Linked DNA regions of Mus musculus: region 1 is linked to region 2. A link is a loop called in an ENCODE intact Hi-C map of the cell type or tissue named here. Cell type or tissue: left cerebral cortex. All regions are shown on one strand.

The links. Peaks named below come from ENCODE experiments on the same cell type or tissue, not always from the same donor. Only the 100,000 strongest peaks of a DNase experiment are listed, where the experiment ranks them.
Region 1: it touches region 2 in a loop (5-fold over the local background); 3 of 42 quality-filtered maps call a loop at or near these places.

What each region holds. Positions count from the first base shown.
Region 1 is chr4:111,969,211-111,977,210 of GRCm38, forward strand. It overlaps Skint7 (selection and upkeep of intraepithelial T cells 7), which reads left to right and starts at 3,717. Exons shown (of 7, transcript NM_001142775.1): 1 at 3,717-3,906. In left cerebral cortex, no CTCF peak of the experiment used is centred here; no DNase peak of the experiment used is centred here.
Region 2 is chr4:111,904,333-111,912,332 of GRCm38, forward strand. No RefSeq gene overlaps it. Among named protein-coding and RNA genes, the nearest start is that of Slc5a9, 5.5 kb to the left of the region's middle. In left cerebral cortex, a CTCF peak has its summit at 3,761 (motif pointing right); a DNase peak (open chromatin) is centred at 3,765.

The sequences.
Region 1 (8,000 bases), 65 kb after region 2:
ATAAATACAAATTTGCTATTTTAAAACATTCTGATATCCCCCAAATTATTGCCTTGCTCAGTCATAATCAGAGAACCTTCCTTTTTTAGTAGATAGAAATTAACACAGAGACACATGATTGGATTGCATGCAGAGAGTAAAATATTTTGAAACAATTCATCCTTAAAAGGAATGTGATCATCAAATCCATCATGGGTCAGAGAACTATGCAGAAGAGAAAGCAGAATCATTGTAAGAGCCAGAGGGGATTGATGACACAAAGGAAACAGCTGTTTTTCAGACACATCAGGATTGATGCACATATGAATCACAGATCTTGTGTCAATATCATGGGGCCTGAACAGATTCAGGCAAGATGGGGTGAAAGTTAACACAAGCTCCAACCCCTAACTGAGAATCTATCTCCAATTGAGATTATGCTTGTAAAGGAAAAAAATTATAAAATCGAGTACTATAATTAAGGTTAGACACCATGCCTAGAAGTAGATGGCTAACATAAAATGAACTGAATGCTAATTTTTTTAAAACTTTTTTTCTCATATCACTTTGGTTATTTTTTGGTTTTACTGGTCTTTTCCTTACATTATGATATTCTGTTTTAATGGCATGTGTGTTGCTTGAGCTTTCTTTACATTTTTTTTTAAATATGGTTTGCGATTTGATATTTCCCTATTTGTTTTTTTAGTATTTGTCATCTTCAATAAATGGTACTTCTCTAACTGGCTGACTGTATGTAGAAATATGAAAATAGACCCATAATTGTCACCTTGAACAAAGCTGAAGTCCAAAAGGATCAAGGACCTCAATACCTCAATATAAAACCCGATACAATGAATCTAATAGAAGAGAAAGTGGGAAAGAGCCTTGAACTCATTGGCACAGGGGAAACTTTCCTAACAGAACTCCAATAGCTCACTCTCTAAGATAAAGAATTGATAAATGAGACTTCATGAAACTGGAAAGCATCTGCAAGTCAAAGGACCTAGTCACTGGGAAAAATCAGCAACTTTCAGATTGGGAAAAAAATCTTCACTAACCCCACATCTGACAGAGGGCTAGTATATAAAATATATAAATAACTCAAGAAGCTAAACACCAAAAATCAAAGAACAACAACAACAACAACAACAACAACAACACACACACGCACGCACGCACACACACACACACACACACACACACACACACACACACACAAAACCCCAACATCAACTAAACAACCCAGTCAAAAATGGAGTATAGAACTAAACAGAGAATTCACAACAGAAAAAATTTGAGTGGTTGTGAAGCACTTAAAGAAAGGTTCAAAGTCCTTATTATTCAGGGAAATGCCAAACAAAATGACCCTGAGATTCCACCTTACACCAATCAGCATGGCTAGGATCAAAATCTCAGGTGACAACACATGTTGGAGAGGATGTGGAGAAAGAGGGATGCTCCTCCATTTGTGGTGGGATTGCAAAGTGGTACAACCACTCTGGAAATCAATCTGGAGGTTCCTCAGAAAATTGGAAATGATCTACTTGAAAACCCAGGTATACCACTCTTGAGCACATACCCAAAAGATACCCCACCATGCCACAGGGGCATGTGTTCTACTATGTTCTTAGTGGCCTTGTTTATGATAGCCAGAAGCTGTAAACAACCCGATGTTCCACAATTGAATACTTCTCAGAGTTTTGCAGGAAAATGGATGGAACTAGAAAATATCATCCTGATATTTGAGGTATCTAAGACCAAAATAACATGCATACTATGTACTCACTAATAAGTGGATATTAGCCAAAAAAGTACAGAATATCCAGGTTACAATCCATGGAACCCAAAAAGGTTAACAAGCCTAATGTCCAAGTGAGGATGCCTCAATACTACTTGGGAAAAAGAAGAAAACAATCATGGAGGGGCATCTGGGTGGGAAAGGGGACAGGGAGGGGAAGAGGGGAACATGATCAGGCATTGGGTATGGGAAACAGGACTGAAGCCATATTGGCCAACAGAAAGAATGGAAACAGCAAATTTTGGGAGGTAGGTCATGGGGGTTCAATCCAGAATGTACCAGAGACATGGGAAGTAGAAGACTCTCGGGATTCAAAGGGAGGGACTGTAGATAAAATTCCCTACAGTGGGGAGAGGGAACTTGTAAAGTCCACTTCCAGCAGAAAGACAGGGCATGAAGTGAGGGATGGGGTTGTCTTCCCACAGTCAAAAACTCTGACCCATAATTTTTCCTGTCTGAAAGAATTACAGGGACAGAAATGGAGAGAGCCTGAGGAAAAGGTGGTCCAGTGACATGCCCAAAGTGGGATCCAGCTTAAGTGGAGGCCCCAAGGCCTGACAATATAACCGAGGCTATGGTGTGGTCACAAAAAGGGGCCTATTATCACTACCTTCCAAAAGAACCAACAAGCAGCTGAAAGAGTCAGTGGAGATATTTACACTCAACCAATGGGCAGAAGCTGCTGACCCCTGTGGTTGAATTAGGGAAAAGCTCGGAGAAGCTGAGAAGGGTGACCCTGTAGGAGGACCAGCAGTCTCAACTAACCTAGATACTTGAGACCTCTCAGTTACTGTGTTACTAACCAGGCAACATACACCAGCTGATATGAGGCCCCGCAAAGCATATACAGCAGAGGACTGCTGGATCTTGACTCAGTCAGAGAAGATGCAACTAATCCTCAAGAGACTGGAGGTCCTAAGGGGTGGGGTATTCTGGTGTGGTGGGGGGTGGGAGGATAGGGACATCCTCATGGAGACTAAGAGGGGAGGAGGTATGGGATGTGGAATAGTCAAGGAAAGACTAAGAGAAGGGTAAATCTGGACTGTAAGAAAAGATTAAATAAAATTAAAAAGAAAATAAAAAATAAATAAAAATGAAAGAAAAAAAGAAAGAGAGAAAGAGAAAGAAAGGAATAAAGAAAGAAAGAGAGAAAGGAAGGAAGGAAGAAAGAAAGAAAGAAAGAAAGAAAGAAAGAAAGAAAGGAAGGAAGGAAGGAAGGAAGGAAGGAAGGAAGGAAGGAAGAAAGAGAAAGAAAGTGTAAAGTTGGATGAAGGTAGGGAGGATTTTGGAGAAATTCAGGGAGGGGAACTTTGATCAAAATACATTGAATGAAAAATTTTATTTTCAATAAAAATCCTACTATTTATTATAGGCCTTTGGTAATTATTATTATTTTTTCTCTTATTTTTTATTACGTATTTTCCTCAATTACATTTCCAATGCTATCCCAAAAGCCTCCCACCCCCTCCCCCCCACCCCCCTACCCACCCATTCCCATTTTTTGGCCCTGGTGTTCCCCTGTACTGGGGCATATAAAGTTTGCCTGTCCAGTGGGGCTCTCTTTCCAGTTATTACCAGTCCTATTTTATAACCTTCATTAAACTGAATATTGCAAATAATCAGAAAGGGAACATATTTTGTATTAAGAAGTATCAAAGTAGTTGGAAAAAACTAAATAACATTTTAAATGGTAATTTCAAAAGTACATGACTATCAATACAAACAAATTTGCTTTTAGTTTTCTAAAATTCTCAAGGAAAATTTAGGGGAAAATATGTGAACAGCCATTCCTTGTCTCAGATATCATCACCGGACAAGCAAGTCATGATGAAACAGGTCTACTGCAAACAACAGAGAGCTCAGTAGTGCTGTAGTGCATGATGCATATCTGTGTGAGCTCACATGCTTTTTATAGAAATAAGCAAAGTAGAAAGCTCCCAGTTTTCTCAGTGTATTTGAGAATAACAAGGGTGATAAATATCTCCCTGGAGGAAACTGGTTGAACCTGGAGAGATCACCAACTCTGAGCTAGAGGAGGTGTAGGTGAATACTGATAAAGGAGCTTTGCTGAACTACCCACAGGCACAGAAGGACCAGGAAAGAAATTCTTTCTAGATTCTGGAGCTCAAGTAAGTGATCTGTGGATGTATAATGTTTGGAGACAAGAGTAGTTCCTGCCTCTGTAAGTCTAGTCTTACGGTTTTAACTCTAGTAGCTAATAGCTAGACAGTTCTTCATCATATATGGGGCTTAGAGATCTGACAGGAATTTAGGTCCTTCAAAAGAGAGAGTTTGTATTCAAATTTCATTGTTAAGATGGCTGATAAGGGTTAGTGTGCTCTGAATTTCAGAAATTACACTATTTCCATGGCCTGTTCTATAAATTAAAGAATCAGAGAGAAAAATAGTGAGGCCAATGTTTTAGACTTGATGATACTCATCCATAGAGGTGTTTCCAGTTAGTGAGGTCAGTTTATTAACTGTAAGTTATATAGTAAGGTATACATGATAAAGTATACACATAAATATTCACCAAAAGATCATCACTAATACTTAGTTTATTTAAAAGGTACTCTTTGTAAAGAGATTCAATGAGGTTAACTGAAATGCAATGAAGTCTGTATTATGTTTAAAAGAAATAATTTGTAAGTCTTAGAAATATATGTATAATCAAGAAATTGTCACTACAGTCCACATAACATATAACTGTGACCTCAAAACTGTGTTGGTGAGCTTTTAGGACTATTCCTCCCTTTCCCTTTTCTTTGTCCCTAGGAAAGCACTGATATGTTTTTATAATGATTACTTGCATTTTTTAGACATTTGTGTACTTGCAATTATAACACACAAAGCAATTTCATCTGTGAATACTGAATGCTCCCAAATCCTGTAGAGATTGATATCTATCACTTATAGAAATGATCTACCCCTGTTATTGATGCATATAGTATATACCTATCCATAGATTGTTTCTCTATTTTATTGTCAAAAATAGTTACTTCCAGCTACTTGCTTTTAATATGTACCAATATTAGACACAAGATTTCTTGTATATTTATTTCTTGTGTAGTTTTCTTTTTTCTTTTTCTTTTTTTGTAATGACTTCATTTTTATTCCAAAGACCTTGGGCAACCCACCAAAATCTAAGGTTAGTGTGTGCATGCATGTTACTAAACATTTTTTAAAAAATTTACCTTTAATCTTTTTTTATAGTCCAGTTGTTATCCACGTCCCGGTTCCTCCTCCAACAGTTCCTCATCCCATTCTTCCACCCCCTTCTCCAAGTGAATGTCTCCTGCCTCCATGCCCACTAGGCTTTTCGACTCCCTGGGGCCTCATGTCTCTCAAGGGTTAAGTGTATCTTCTCTTACTGAGGCCAGACAAGGCAGTCCTCTGCTATATATGTGTCAGGGGCCTGAAATCAGCTACTGTGTGCTGCCTGGTTGGTGACTTAGTGATTGAGAGATCTTGAGTGTCAAGGAAACCTAGGGAGGTAGGAGGTCCCTCTAGAATGTACCAGAGACCTGGGAGGTGAGTGATGCCTAGGACTCAAAGGGAGGGACCTTAGATGAAATGCCCAACAGTGGGGAGAGGAACTTGTAGAATCTGCCTCCAGTAGAATGTCAGGGCATCAAGTGGTGGATAGGATGGGGTTGCTATCCTACACTCAAAAATTCTGACCCAGAATTGTTCCTGCCTAAAAGAGCTGCTGGGACATAAATGGAGAAGAGACTGAGGGAAATTGGGATCCAGATCAAGGGGAAGTTCCAAGGCCTGGCACTATTAAAGATGCTATGGTTTAGGAGCCTAGCATGGAGCCTAGCATGGCTGTCTGCTGAGAGGTCCAACAAGCAGCTAGAATATAAAGACATAGATACTTACACACAACTAATGGATTGAAGCTGGGGACCCCCGTGGTTGAATCAGGGAAAGTCTAGAAGAAGCTAAGGAGGAAGGTGATCTCATAGGAAGAGCAGTAGTTTTTGTTTGTTTGTTTGGTTTTTGTTTTTTGGTTTTTTTTTTTTTTAAGAATAAATACCTTTAATAAATTCAATCATTAGATTAATTGTTCTGAAAGTTGTATGTGATAATGGAAGGTGATTCCAGAATCATACCAGTCACTTAGAAATTACATTTCTTATTATGTCTCCTGTTTTGCTGAAACCTGATCTTCCAGATAATAAGCCAACCAATCACCTACCCATAGCATGTGTGTAAGTCATATGATGGAATAGGGTTATATAACTTGTGTTATTTGACAGATAAATGGAAAATATACCATTAGCTTTAGTGTACATTCACCACACAAAGGCCAAGCAGACCTCCTACTTTCATTTAGTAGCAGAGATATTTTGATGATCTCCATGGCCATAAGGATTTTCTCCTCTTGATCTTGACTCGTCTCTAGAACATATGGCTAAGGCTTTAACAAAGTCTTGAATTTATCTTTAATATATGTGTCTTCTGAAAGTCTCTTTGTTGTTAGCTAGCAGACTGACTTGTCATTCTAACACAGTGAATAAACTCATACCTATGACTTTAAGGTGATTTGTGTTTACCTAAAACGCAGGATACCAGTTAAGTTTGAAGTATTTTATTTGTTTTGATATGCTGTATCCAAAGATTCAGTTACATTTATATAAGACTTCATCATTTCTTTAAAATTAAATTTGAATATGTACTATGGTTTTGCTTAAAGTGCTAATTTAGAGGAAAATTTGATGTTTAAATTTATCAAATTCCAATGTTTCCTTATCATCTACCTATCTATCTATCTATCTATCTATCTATCTATCTATCTATCTATCTATCTATCTATCTACCATTTATCATTTCTTTGCATTTATTATTCCTTTGAGAGTTTCCATTTTTGTACAATAAGTTTTGATCATATTCACCTCCAAAACCACCCCATTTCCATCCCTTTTTAAAAATACAATTTTGTGTCTATTTTAAAACCCTTGAAGACCAATTTTATGCTACCTAGATATTCTTGGATGTATAGTCTTCCCATGAAATGTGGTCAGCTTTCCAATCTTTATACTCTTTGAGAAATCTAGCCCCCCTTTTTTCCCAGATGCTAATAATTAGCAATTGCTCTAAAGATAGGAGTGAAATTGTATGCCCAGCTTTCTTTTTCATTTGGCATGGATTGTGTGTGTGCAAGTTTCATGCATAGTGTCATAAGTGCATCTGCCCTAGTGTGTCTAGAAGATGTTTACTTTTAATCATCCACTACCTCTGATTACTATACTGTTTCTGAAGCCCCTTAACAAATCATCCTTGGGCCCTGGGAGGGTGAACCATTAGTAATATATGTACCTTCAGTGCTAATCATTTTCAGTATCATATTTTTTTTGTACTTTGGCCAGTTGTAATTATCTGTCTTAATCACTATCTACTGAAAATAGAAGCTTCTGAGATGATGATTGGACATATTATTCTGTGAGTCCTAGGATAAGTCATTAGTAGTCAGTTAAAGATTATATCAATTTAGCAGCATAATAAGGAAGGATTTTGTAGCTAGTAGTTTCTACTACCCCACTTTAAGTTCTGGGCAGACCACTCTACTAGAGTCACACCTGATCTGTGGATGAAACACACACACACACACACACACACACACACACACACACACACACACACACACACACACACAAACACACACACACACACACACACACAAAACTACACTTATTTTAATATGCTTTTTAGCTCAATGCCTGGAAACATCTAAGTCTCCTGTGGCTAACCTGCCCTTACCTTCACTCCTAGCTCAACATCTTTGAATTTGCCCTCAGCTTACTTGCTCAGTTACCCTTACTGCCAGCTCAACATCTCTAAATCTTCCCTCATCTTAGTTGCATTTCTAATCTTCCACTTGCTATCCTAGGCTCAGTTGGGGAAGTGGCCAATGGCCACTCTGTTGAAGATATCACAAGGCTGGTGGCTTTTTCTCCCTCCAAAGCATGGCAGATCTAATTTTCCTCCTGCATATTCTAGCCAGCCTGCAAGAACCCATAAGTTCTGTCTTCCTTCTAGCCATTGGCTGCTAGCATCTTTATTGATTGATCAAGAAGCAATTGGGAACAGGACCTTCAGAGTTCACAGGCAGATCTCTGATCAAAGCATCAGAACTACTTCCTACAGGTTTTTCCTAGGGTCTACCACCTGTCTAGACAAACTCATACCACAGAACATGATAAAATAGAAGAGTTTGAGG
Region 2 (8,000 bases):
TCTGGTTAAGAGCTCTGGATTCTGCTACACCATCAATTCTGAAACCCTAGTGGAGACTCCTCTCAAGTATCCTGCTGTTGCCTAGAACCATGTACAGCAGTACACTAGTACCTCACAGATGGCGTAGATGTTGGGGTGGATCAACTCAAAGCTCTGGATCTGGGCAGGGTAGTAACTGAGTTGGTTACTACCTCCCTTAAGTCAGCAAGGGCAGGACTAGCACTCCTGCTGTCACTGAGCTGCCTGTTAACTGTTTTCATAAGGCTGGAGAAACTAAATGAAATTCTCTCCTGTCTCCCCCAACACATGTGGGAAGTGATACCTAAAAGAAAATACATGCAGTTTGGACGTTCAAAGTCATGTTGGGATTGGACCACAGCTTCGGCATAGGTGTGAAAGGACCCCCACCAGTGCTCCCCTCCCCCAACCATTGGGAGCTTGTTCAGAGAAAGTGAGAAGTAACAGTGAAGACACCTAAAGTAGAACAAGTTCAGATTCCTTTGGGTTCCTCCCCAAACCAGGCCCTTTGGCCAGGGATACAAAACACTTTGCACTTCTGTCTCCTTTTTATCTTTTAGAAGAAGAAAATTACCGTCCCACAAGCTGATGGAAAAAGATAAAAGTGGTTGAGAATGTGTTCTTTTCTTCTAGTAGTAATGCCTCTTTCCTGAGGTCCTATCAGGATTCCAGGTTGGCGTGTTATAGCCTCTTACATGGCCTGAAACTTTAAAGAAGTTAAAAACTGAGTCCTATGTGATACTAGGAGGAGTATCTTATGCATATTATTTGTGGTGGTTTAAATAAAAATGGTCCCATAGGTCAAAAATAAATGGCATTATTAGGAGGTGTGGTCTTGCTGGAGAAGGTGTGGTTTTATTTGGAGAAATTGTATCACTAGCGGGAGGACTTTGAAGTTTTAGATGCTCAAGTCATGCCCAATGTAGCTGTTTCTTTTCTACTATGTAAGGATCAAGGTGTAAAACTCTTAGATCCTTCTCCAGCACCATGCTTGCCTGCATGATGCTGTCATGCTTCCCTGAACCTTTGAAACTGTAAGCCAGACCCCATTAAATGTTTTCCTTTATAAGAGTTGCCTTAGTCTTGTGTCTCTTCATGGCAATAGAAACTCTAACTGAGACAATGCCCAAGAATTTGGGTTTGTAAAATGGGATGGTAACATATGTCTCCTAGTCTGTTTGAAATATTAAATATGATAGTAGATAATGAACAAGGTGCTGAATTGGGACCTTTTTTGTGTCACTTCTGGCTGTCACCTGAGACTCCAAAACATCATAGGCTATTATCTTTCCTCCCAATTTCTTACCAGAAATTTAAGGTAAGACCCTATTGCAGCACACCCTATACACTTGGGGCACAAGGTTTGGAGAGATTGAACTGGAAATGATCTAGAAGCCTCCTCCCTGATGACTATATCACATAGGTTTTGAAGGTGCTATGCAAACTACTTGCTGAAAGCCTGTGATCCACAATGACCAGCCTAGCAATAAACCCCCAATTATGAAATAGTGTCGCTTAGGTTTGGTGCCTAATCAAAAGACACATAATTGAACTTGAAGACCTTCTTAATAAGAAGGAATTTATGCCTGATTCTGTAAACCTAGCCAAATACCCATGACAGCTTAAGTCATGTATCCTTGAATACCTAATACTGCCCCTTTCCTAAACTGGTTTCAAATTTGTTATTCTGGACCCATAGATAAGTAAGGCTATCATGCCTCATCAAAGAAGCTTATTTTTGTAACAAATATCAACCACTAACGAAATCCACAACTGCTTACAATAGGGGTATCCAACACAATACTAATCTCAGGCTCAGGGATCATTGAGGAAGAGGAGAATAGATTAGATTTTAAGAACCAGAGGATCAGTTGTCATCCATGGGATCGTGTCTTCCATGTATAACAAGGAAACTCAGGGGAACCACACACATGAAATGTCAACAATATGGCTTCTAAACAAAACCTGAACTATGACAATACCAGTTGACATTCCAACAAGGATGGGTGAAATCTCAAAGATCCTTCTCCTAGATGAAGAGCTACAGGCAAGTGTTGGCTTCTGAGAAAAAGGAAGTCAGTCTTCTCCAGGAATAAGTGATTATAGGTTACCTAATTCCAAGTGGTCAGTTCTAAATACATATACATAGAAGCCTCACTAAACTACAGGCTGTGTGTGTGTGTGCATAAAACAATAATTAAAACATAGGACATAAATTTGAAAGAGAGTAGTAGAAAGTAGAAGGAATTAGAGGAGGGAGAGAGAAAGGAAGAAATGATGTAAATATAGTAGTCATATATGACATTTAAAAACATCTAAAGAGGTGTGTGTAGGAGTCCACTGAGTACCCTGGGACATGCTCAGGTTAATGGTAACAATGGTGGCATAAGTTCACATATACCCATATAAAGTAAGATAGGAGAGGGAGAGTTCACATGTGAATTCTCTTACAAGTCTTGATGCAGAGCATAAGTAATTAAGATCAGTATTAGTATTTTTACAGCAAAACTAACTCTTTTTAGAATATCAGTACTAGTCACAGCCACAAAGAGTGAAACAGAACACCAACTCTTCCATCCAGCATCCCTCTGGGGAGTGGGGCAGACTCCAGGTGTCTAAAATACCTCTCTGACATGTCTTAGTCTGTCTGTGGGGCTAGAAGCCCATATGCAGAACCTGTAGGTAGTAAAGGAACCCGTTGGGGGTTTTCATTTACAGTCTGGGTGCTAAATAGCCTGAGACATTCCTTATAAAAAACAGGAATGCGTGAGAAAAGTATCTGACCACATATGATGTTTATCTTTTCTAAAGTTTGTTCTGATAGTTTCAGTTCTCTGGGCGATTTTTCTCAAATCCCTACTTCTTCTTTACCTTTCATTTCCATCCTTTTCTCTCCTTCCTACCCTTCCTTTCTCACTTCCTCCTTTCTTGCCCTTCCTCTGTATGTCTTCCCTTCTCCCCCTTTCATTCAAAATTTACAGATTTCTACAATTAAAGTTTTGAGTAACTTTCTTAGGGATGCCCTTTGTATCTCTCAAAAAATTTCAGAAACATTCCAAGATAACCTTTGTTAAAAATCTCTGGAATCTTGATCTCTCTGGAAGTCTTTCTCCCACTTTCTTCTCTCTTTGAAACAGTGTCCTCTCTGAACCTGAGACATCAAGTCCCTTCTCTTCCACAGCTTACTATCATTTTGAAAATGGATGCTGGTCAAAGAAACCTGCTGGATTCAGAAAATCTCCACACTCACAAGCACCTGTAATTTCCAAATATGTTAAGATCAAGTTAGAGCCAGAAAAGAGCCTGGCATTTGGGGTTAGTGGATCTAACGTTTGATTTTATATTGTTTGATACTGTTTGTGTGGCCTTTGAGAAATTGCTTGTTTCCTTCCAAAACTTTCTTTTGTGATCATGAGAAAGCAGTCGTGGAAATTATGGTGTTTTTTGAGCATTGGATCAATCCTTATGCCTCAGCTATGTGGTTTGGTTCAGAAGAGGTTGCTAAATGATAAGTGCCTGGGTATGCAGTCATGACTCATGATTCTCCATGAGCCAAGAAATAAGGAAACAAAGAGCTTCTGTTTATACTTTGTATATCATTTGGTAGAAAGATGGAGTGACTTGGAAAGTCCCTTGAATTTTAGAAGGTGTGTTGTGTAAGTTCATTGCAAATGCCCTCTGTGTATACGCTTTTGGATTGTATTTAAATACTACCTTTAGAAGTGCAATACTAAGAATTGGACACAAGGTGGCACCATGGAACAGGCTTCAGTAGTGTCTGTACATTTTGAGAAAGGAGAAACAGCATTAAATGATACAGCTATATGTGAGCCCATCAGTCTGCAGAGCTCAGCATCAAAGAGGATTCGTAGGATAGCAGGAAGTCTTAGCTGTCCTGTGATAAGACATCATTGTGTTTAGTATGTAGACAAATGTCATTCAATAAGCCCCTGCAGAGACAGAAATATTCTATAAATGTGTTGTCTGAAATGATAGCAATTAACCACATGCAAATACTTCTGGTATGGTTACAGTGACAAAGGAGTATACATTTTAACTAATTTAAAAGATAAATTACCATTCTAATAGTTTCTGGGCTGTACAGCACAGAATTCTAGAACATTTCAGGTTTTTATTTTTTAAATGATAAATGATAAATATTCTAGTCAACACTTCCAATTTGTACTTTTAAATTCATTGTTGTTCATATGTTTCTCACAGTGGTGAGGAAGTGGTGAGTCAGGAGAAGCGGTGGAAGATTGAAAGATGATTTCCTAACATAATAATACAAGCAAGTCAGTAAGAGCTAGAAATCACTCTTGTCTTTTCTTCTGAGAACTGACCAAATGAAAATTATTTCTAATGTGGACTAACAAACAGCAGTCCTGTGATGCTGTGAAAATGAGAAAATTATGGTGCAACATGGCATAATGGCTTTTTATTTGGCATGAAAATTAGGTGCCCATCTAAAAGAGTGAGATTCCCTCACACTGCATATGGCTGATTAAACTTAAAAGCAAGAATGAACCACACTCAATAGCACTGCTATGGAAGAAATTCTGAAGGGAGTTGGCTTTGAGACGGGCATGGATAATGTAGTAATAACATTTTAACAAATAAGTTTTGTTAAAAATTGGGAGACACAGACAGGTACCAAGTGGATGGATTGTGTGGGGCATTGACCAGGGGATGCTCTAAGTAAGCTGAGTACAGTGGCTCTATTAACTCGTATTGAGGGACTTTACTATCTAGTATGAAACAAGCTAGGCAAATTCCTGAAAAGAGGAGGTCCTATATCTATAAGAAAACAAATATGTCATGCTCCATGAAGAATGTCATCATGGATTACTGGTATGGGAAAGATAGCGTGAGTTTCCATAGGAGGTAGAGGGCTCTGCTGTACACAGTGGAATATAGGCAGGAAGAAGACCCCAGAATCATTTTGGAAATGTTTGATGATGATGTAGTGTTTTGTACTACCATGGCAACCTGGAGGCAGCACTCTACCAACCTAACAATTTAGCTCTGGTTTTGGCCAAATGTTGACAAATGTACTGAGTCATCAGATCAAATCTTTGTTAAAGCATTATCATATAGGTCAGGGTGGATAATTTTTAGAAGTGTGATTGGATTCTGTTTGAGGATGTTTGCATCTATGTTCATAGCAGGTCTGTAATTTTTATTTTTTGTTGTGTCTTTGTGTAGTTTATGTATTGAGCTAATTCTGGCTTCCTTAAAAGAACCAGGCAAACTGGATTGCTTCATATAGAAGAATACAAATAGATCCTGGTTTATACCCTACAAAAAATTCAACTCCAAATAATTCAAATACCTAAACACAAGGCCAGATACTGTGCATTTTGTAGATGAAAAAGTGTGGAATAGCCTTGAACTTATTGACACAGGGAGAGACTAAATGAACAGGACACTGATAGCACAGGCACTAAGACCAATCATTAATAGTATGGGACAACATGAAACTGAAAACCTTTGTATGGCAAAGGAGTGTCAGGAAAAGTGAGTACAGAATGGGAAAAGATCTTTATCAATTGATAAAGATACAATACATACAATAGAGGGTTAATATCTGAAATATATAAAGAACTAAAAATTGGACATCAAGAAAACAAATAACACAATTCAAAATGAGGTACAAAGCTAAATAGAGAGTTCTCAGAAATGTAAAAATGGTTGAGAAACATTTAGAGAATTGTATAATATGCCTAGTCATTAGATCATACAACTCAAAACTAGTTTGCGACTTCACTTTACTTCAATCAGAATGGTTGAGGTCAATAAAATAAAAATGTTGCAGCCGCCAGCAGCTCGCAACACAAGAGGATATGGGAAACTAGGAACACTTATTCAGTTCTGGTGAGAGTGAAAACCTGTACAACCACTATGGAAATCAAGGGGTGGTTCATCAGGAAGCTGGGAATAGAGCTTCTTCAAGGTTCAGTTCTCCCACTCTAGGGCAGACACCCAAAAGACTCTACATCCTACCATAGAAACACTTGCTCTCCCTGTTCTTTGTTTCCCTGCTCTTAATAGCCAGAAATTGGAAACAGCTTAGATGACCATCTGTGGATAAATAGATAATGAAAATATTTCATGTTTACACAATGTGCTATTATTCAGCTGTTAAAAAAAAACCTATGAATCTCAGAGGAAATGGATAGAGATTAAAAAAAAAAACTCTGAGTGGTAACCCAAATAGTGTATGTATTCTTTTATATTTGGATATTGCTTTTTAAGCCTTAAATACGCTTACCACAATCCATGTAAACACACAGAGAGGATACCAAATAAAAGGCTGTGGGTGGGAAGTATTGCCCCATGAAGGGGAAATAGAATTTATAGTAATGGAGACATGTGTGAGAGGTGGAGTAGGAGGGCTAAACTAGGAGAAGGAGAGAAAAAAAGGGTAAAAGAGGGAAACTATGAAGGAACAAATAATTCTAATCCCTATTTGCGGAGTCAAATGAAGACATACTACTATAGAATTTTCTCAAAATATATACATATATGAAAGAAATCTAAAGAAATGGAATCACCAAAATAACAGGAGATATGATGTCTCAAATGAACTTCTTTGCCACCAAGTGAATCACCTAATACCAGGAATGGGTTTCATGTAATAGAATCAATGGCTCAAGTGGTCATGTAAATTCCAACACAATTCAGGCTATTGACAAGGCTGTTATTTCTTCTCCATAAAGTGATAGCAAGCCCCTATTGCTGAAAATAATACTTACACATCTCACTGAAGTCAAGTAGGTGCCTAAGTAGAGTCCTCCATGTCCCCTGCCTCCAGCCAACTGACCAATGCTGGAAGGTATTCTGTACAGTACCAGAGAAGATAGGTACCCAGCTACAACTCTGAGGCCTACAATATTGACCTGCCTGCATGATAGGCTGCTTCAATAGTGGCACAATTGTTCATGGTGCTAGAACTGGAGACCAGATACACATGAGAGAGCTAGTGTGAAAAGTGAAGGCTGGCTGTAAATAAACCCCACAATTTCCGGCCAGGGTTTTTTCACGAAGCTTCCACCTGGAGGGAGTTTGATGTAAGGAAGGAATCTAATGGCAAACATAGACAAGAAAAGACAGCAAGCTGCTGGTGAGTTCCATGAAAGGGGAAGTGATTAAAAATAGGAAAGATTTCAACTAGCAAGCGGTGGGGGAATAATTAACACTCAGAGTGTTGAAAAACTACAGGGAAACATTCATATATATATATATATATATATATATATATATATATATATATATATATATATATATATATTGGAGTTATGTCATATGTGTGGTGATAATATTCTCTCCAAGAGCCATAGAGTATCTTAACAAAAACTCCAGTGCCAGGAATGAGAAACCTATCAGTGGTCAGCCAAAACAGTATGGATCATGCCACTGCCATTAGTTGCCTCAGGAAGTTGAAGGGGATATTATTGAATACATCACAGGGCTTGAAGAAATAGAACTGAAACTGACCTGGAAGTCTCCCTGAGGACTAGCTCTCACAGTTTCTGAAGGTGTTATATTAGTTGCCAAGGGAGAAAAGGAACCAGTATTCCTACACATATATAAAATCTGTGAGCCACATCAATGATCAGCTGAGCAAGAAGCACCCAATGGTGCAATAGTGGCACTTATATTTTGGGTGTGACAGCAGCCATCTAATTGGACTTAAGACTAACTTAATAGGAAGGAATTTGTGACTGCTACTTTAAAACTAGTTATGTACTCGAGGACAGTGATGCTGTGAAACCACTTTCCAAAACCAGGATACTCTCTAGTTGCCTTGTAAATATCCAACCAGGCCCACAGGTAAGTGGACTCTCACCCCACATCAGTGATCACACTCCCAGCATATTAAAGTGACTATTAAAAAAAAAACCTACAACTGTCAAAATGCAGAGAACAACTGACCATGAGTGTCTAACTCTCAATTGATGTATCTACAATGCAACTCTTAA